2 separate regions of the Homo sapiens genome follow, and region 2 is linked to region 1. The links are chromatin loops, found by intact Hi-C in ENCODE. Cell type or tissue: gastrocnemius medialis. All regions are shown on one strand. Each heading gives the region's core, and the rest is flanking DNA. Links, peaks and the distances in the headings are about the cores only.

Region 1 (2,906 bases), core at 132-2,631:
GCAGAAGCAGCTGATGCTGCCCCTTCTATGGCTCAACCCCCACCCTCCAGCTCACTGGCTCCCTGTTCCCTGCAGAGAAATCCATCCCCGAGAGGATTAGGAGCTGTGCCAAGATCCTCCCCCGACTCACCCACCCACCCATCATGGTCCATTTTAGAGTGAAAGCAAAGCCTTCACTGAGAGGAGCCGTCTGACTGTTGTCTGCTCTCTGAACAGCTCCATTGGTGAGGTGATGAGGTCAGTCATGAGAAAAGGTGGGGCTAGGGACAGAGGCAATGGTGGCTTCTCAAGAGAAATTTATTAGATTTCCCAAGCAGCATAGATTAGAGCATCTTAGAATGACTCAGACCTCGCTGTGCATCAGGCAGACTTTCTCACCATGGCTCATGTCCGGTTCTCCTGGCCTGACAGGTGGTTCTGGGGCTTAGGTGAGAAGCAGTCAGTGGGTCCATACAGCACGAAGCCCACAGTCATCTTTGACAACTGATAAGAAGTGGTGATGATGATAATGTCAATTCTGTTTCCTTAGGTGTCGCCCGCAATTAAAAGAAATCTGTTTGCAGCACTACAGGAGCCCACGCAAACCCTCAAAATAAAATGTTTCCGATTCTGTGCCGCTTCTGTGGTCCAGAAACAGACTGTGTTGTTACTGAATCCAGTCGCTTGCATATTGCTGTTAATTGCCTTTTGTTTTCGAAGAGCTGATTTGTTTTTGCATTTCTGTGGGTAGTTTTTTGGGGGAGGCACTCTCCCCCTCTGAGTTGTCAGGCTGGCAAAATATGATGTCCCTAATGGATTCAGCCAAGTACAGTGTTTTCATGGGGGCTGCAGGGGCAGCTTTATTAAGACTTCATTTGCTCCTTCCCCCAGGCCTTTGCTTTGGGTGAGAAGCATCCTGAGTTTAAGGATGACATCTACATGCCGTATGCTCAGTGGCTAGCAGAGAACGATCGCTTTGAGGAAGCCCAGAAAGGTAGGCAACACAGACTGTCACCTTCTAGAAGGAGCAGGAGAAGTTACTGCCAAGACATACATTTCAGGAAGGCTACCAAGCCCTTCCCATCTGTAGATCCCAAGATAGATGACTTCATCCTGGGGATGTGATTGTTTGGTGGTGAAAGACTGTGGAGCATGGAAAGACCATTGGCCTTGGAGTCACACCCTCCTGGGCCACACTCACTTGCCACAGGCCCTTAAGAGGTGCTGCCTCCTCTCCAAGCCTCTGTGGTTACTGAGCAAAGTGCTGTGCACTGCAGTGTATCTTCCCGTTTAATCCTCGCAACAGCCCTATGGTATAGCTACCATCATTATGATTCCCATTTTGCAGATGAGAAAACTGAAGGGTAAAGAGGTGAAGAAATTTGCCTGAAGTTTCATAGCTAGGAAGTGGCAGGGAGGTAATGTGAGCCAGGGTACCATGAGGACAATAAGGGAGGATTGCCACACAGTGTGAGGCATGGTCTCTACTGAGAATAGAAACTCAGCTTCTATTTCTGGCTCAGATAAACGGGTGACTTCTGCTCCTCAAGAATTCTGTTGGTAAAATGGGCTGCACACAGCGTACAACAGCATCTGAAATAGGAGTTAAAGCAAGTATAGAACTTTCGCTGATGTTATTAATCATATTTTTTAAAGTTGACTTCCCTCTCTGTGTCAGGCCCTGGCTGAGCACTTAACCTATGTAACCTTGAATCTTGCCAACAGCTGTGCAAGGACGAAGAGGCTAAATGTGCCATGCCAAGTCACAAATCTAGTCAGCAGCAGAGCCAGAATTGGACCAGTACCTCTCTGACTGGGGAACCTGATTTTTCTGTTTTGCTGCCTATTTAGCCTTCTAATGGAAGTTGGGTGTTTGATGTTCCATAGCATCTGATTTACGCTTCTATATGGTAACCGTTGCCCTCTCTGGACACATTGCAGAACAAATGTCTCCCTGTTGGAGCCCCTCAACCGAAAGCCCTCATTGAAGGTTAGCGCATTCTCTGCTGCTTCAGCATTTCCAGAGCACCCAGTTGCTGAAGTATCTGCATGTTTGGGCAAAACACATCAACCTATCCATCTGTCTGTGTCTGCCCTTCCAAGAATCCATCACCATAGTAACTTGGTACTCAGACAAGAGGTTGTAGATGAGAACGGAACAAAGGCCAGACCTTCTCCTTCTCTGAAGGCGGAGGATTAGGATCATTTGAGTGCTCTCATATGGCAAGTGTCATGGCTACAAGTGCTTCACTGGCAGCCACCAACATCTCAAGGGGCTGGCCACGTAGTAGGTACTCAGAAAATATCTGTTAAACAGTATAGGAACGATTGAGAGTTTTTTTGCTTGTTTTCACAAATGGTTGTGATAACTGAGGCAGATCCTTCAAAGTGGTCATTGAAAAGCAGTCATTTGAAGACAAACTGAGGACTTGAGTTGGGCTTGGTTCTGGGACCTTGGGTGTGACACTTTACCTCCATTTTGCAAAGCCCATTTCATTGCTCATAAAAAGGGGGATAATTTTCCTTCTTCATAAGTCTGTGGTGAGGATCCAGTGAGGTGATTAGCAACAAAAGCATTTTACCTCCAAGTGCAGTAAAGTGGCAGGTCCTGTTTCTATCACCTTAGGAGTCACAAAACTTTGCCCTGGAATGAGCAGGGGGCAGAACCTCACTGAAGATGAGCAAGTTTCACTCTTAGACTTTGCCCTGGAATTTGGCCCCTCCAGTTTTTCCTTTCTGCATGCTTTTCAAAGTCAGTCGCCTTTTCCCAGCCAAAAAGGAATTTATCTCACTGTACTTTTTCCAGGATGTAGCCTTGGTTATTTAGAGAAGCGCCATCCCAGCAACGAAGCACTGCAGATGCTCCAATGAGTGTCCTACTTCCAAAGCAGCCCTGTGCAAGCCCCACAGAGCTCCATCCTGCCTCC
Region 2 (2,906 bases), core at 171-2,670, 92 kb after region 1:
CAGCTCCAGGGCTTTGAGGTTATCCAGACCAGCTGGACACCATCTGGAAGGGCTGAAGCCAGCCAGCCAGGCCGCCCTGAGGGCCAACACACAGACTGGGCATGATCTGCCCACCCACCCCAAACAGGCATGGCCTGGAAGGACAAGCCCCAGGCTTAGGTCACAAGCCTGGCTGGATTAAGGACCTACTGTGTGACACTACAGCTACTGGGGGCACCTTACAGCCCTGGGGGTGCACGCACGCACACACACACACACACACACACACACTCTTGCTGCGTACCCATTTTACAGATGAGAAAGCTGAGGCTCCTGACTCCTAAGTCTCACAGCTCTTACCTCACTATGGGAGGCACCATCCCCTCTGAACCTCGGACTCCACATCTGTAAAATAAGACAGCAATAGCACCCACCACCTAGGGCTTATGGAAGGACTGAGCTCATAGGAGCCTTCAGTGCTAAGCACTGTAGGTGCTCAATAAATGTTCCCAATTAGCTATGCAGACCACGGAGCAGAGGCTCGGGAGCTCCCGAGGACAGGGACAAGCCACTCCACCGCTTCCTGAAGTCAAAGCATCCGAGGCTGGATGGGCTACACCGCCCTCACCAAGGACACAGTAGTGGGAGCTCTGGCCTCGGCCTGCTCTGCCCTGGCGCCTGGGAACCACCGCCACAGTCGCTGACTCAAGCAGCCATTGTTTAGTTAGCTGGACGCAGCCCCTAGACACCCAGCTCCCCCTTCATGAAGCTGTTTCTCATTCCGGCCCGGCCTGGCCCCATTTCCAGCTCCCCTCCCCCTGGGTCCCAGAGGAGCACAGTGTGGGATGGGCAGCCAGCGGCTCTTCCCTGGCCCAGGGAAAAGGCTTCCCTCCCCCCAGCAGGAGGGGCAGAGCACGAAGCCAGTCTTTCCAAGCCCTGGAACAGTTTCCCTCCCAGCTTCCTCCCCTGAAGGGACTCCAGGCCAGGAGCCGAGAAATAGTTGCCTCTCCAGGGAACACTGGCAGTTCCCTCCTGGGGCTGGGGGGACTTGGAGGTTCGATCTCACACCCTCCTCCCCAGCCCCTGGTCTCCTCGGGGTCCAGCCCATATGCCTGGCCGCAGGCTGTGCTCTGCAGCAGGACTCTACCGCTGGTCCCAGAGTCATCGCACGACCGCTGTGGACACAGCCAAGAAGACAGGGCTGCTTGGAGCCTTGCGCAAACATCTCCGGGCTGGATTCCATGAGCTGGGGACACAGAGGTGACAACGGGGCCCTCTCTCCAGCTGCCCACATCCGAGCTCAGAGGCCCAGCCCCAGGATGGGGAGGGGCAGCTTTCTCATAGTAACAGTTCGGTAGAGTGACAGTAGCAAGCAGCTGTGTGCAGTCTGCTTTGTGCTGAGACCTCTTTCTGTATTATCTCATTCAACCCTCACCACACCCTGAAAGAGTTGATGCTGCTTTACAGTAAAGGAAACTGAGGCACAGAGAGTTGAAGTGATTTGCCCAGGGGCACACAGCCGGAATGGCTAGATCCAAGCCTCCAGCGCAGGCCTGCGGGCTCCAGATCCCCGCCCTTAACCACAGCCTCCCCACCCGCCGCTCTGCTGGGAGCCACCAATGGTTGCCAGGAAATCAGCCGCTTGGAGCTGGAAAAACCCTGGGTTTTGAGCTGGGGAAACTGAGGCCCATCAAGGTGATGGCTGCTTCTAGAGAGCTCAGTCACCTCAAACAAAGATAGCGGGCAGAGGCTGGAGAAGGGCACAGGCAAGGGGGTTTGGCCACTTTCCTGGGCCTGGCCTCCACTCCAAGGCCTCTGCCTGCGGGCCCCCCCCCATTATTTACCGATCAGAGCATAAAGTGCTACATGATTAACGCCCCACTGGGGCCTTGCCGGGACTCGTAATGGAGCTGCGAGCTTCCCTCCCCCTCCAGCGCATGATTTATCAAGTTTCAGGGTAAAGGACGGTGGACTAGGCGGGGAGGGCCCCCGCTGGCGCTGGCCCCCAGATCTTGACTGCATCGAGTATCAGCCGAGCAGGGTGGAGCAGGGCCCCTGCCACTGGATGCCTGTCTGGGCGGTCTGTTTGGTTCGGCCCTGGCTCAGACATGGCCTTTGGAAAGAAGAAAACGGCTGTACTTGGGGGGCAGTGAGGATCCAAGTCCACGTGGCTGGCACTCAGAGACTTTCTGGGCTTGTCCCCACTCGGGAACCGGCTGGTTTCCATGGCAATCCCCACATGGCTGTCAGAGCTGGAGAGGCCCTCGGGAGTTACCTGGTCCAGCCACAGTGGGGGCTCCGGGTGAGCGCCTCCGCCCCTGGATCCTGCCAGCACCTGGCAGGGCCAATACAGACCAGCAGCCACAGGGTCCCTTCCGGAACCAGATCAGCCATGTCTCTCCTTTCCCCAAAGCCCTGCTGGCTCCCCGCAGCCCACATGACAGCATCCAAGTCTTTAGCCTGCAGGCAAGGCCCAGCACACTCTCAGCTTCCCCTCGGCCTGCTACCCAAGCCACATTCCAACATCTCTGAGCCTTTGCCCCTATCGTGTGCTCTGCCTGGAATGCCTTCCCCAGCCCCATCTGTCAAGTGCTGCTCCAACCTCCCCTCCTCCAGGAAGCCCTCCCGCACTCCTCTGATGAGCTGGTTAGTGTGTGGCATCTGTCTGATGTCATGACCTCCTCCCTCACCATTCTGGGGGCTCCTGGAGAGGGTCCAATTTGTCTCTCTTGGGGGCTGTCCTGTAGCAAGCTGAGCCTCCTCCCATACTCACATACTCTAGAGAGCTCCCCACCCAGAGCTTGGACGGGCATGCGATGTTACCAAGGAGGTGCTGGCCTCTGGTATGTGTGGGTGGAGACAGCTACAGGCCCGGTAGCAGGAGTCCACACCAGGGGGTCATCCTAACCCCAGCCCGCGACCATGAT

The links. Peaks named below come from ENCODE experiments on the same cell type or tissue, not always from the same donor. Only the 100,000 strongest peaks of a DNase experiment are listed, where the experiment ranks them.
Region 2: a loop joins it to region 1, with 2.4 times the contacts of the local background. A loop is called at or near these places in 71 of 110 quality-filtered maps.

What each region holds. Positions count from the first base shown.
Region 1 is chr3:129,503,449-129,506,354 of GRCh38, forward strand. IFT122 (intraflagellar transport 122) reads left to right here. Exons shown (of 30, transcript NM_052989.3): 21 at 871-973. Among named protein-coding and RNA genes, the nearest start is that of RHO, 24 kb to the right of the region's middle. In gastrocnemius medialis, for the core only: no CTCF peak of the experiment used is centred there; a DNase peak (open chromatin) is centred at 1,463; H3K27ac peaks cover 2,397 bases.
Region 2 is chr3:129,595,679-129,598,584 of GRCh38, forward strand. All of the region lies in intron 1 of PLXND1 (plexin D1), which reads right to left. Among named protein-coding and RNA genes, the nearest start is that of PLXND1, 9.5 kb to the right of the region's middle. RefSeq lists an enhancer at 540-1,271. In gastrocnemius medialis, for the core only: no CTCF peak of the experiment used is centred there; DNase peaks (open chromatin) are centred at 773, 1,213 and 2,243; H3K4me3 peaks cover 772 bases; H3K27ac peaks cover 2,500 bases.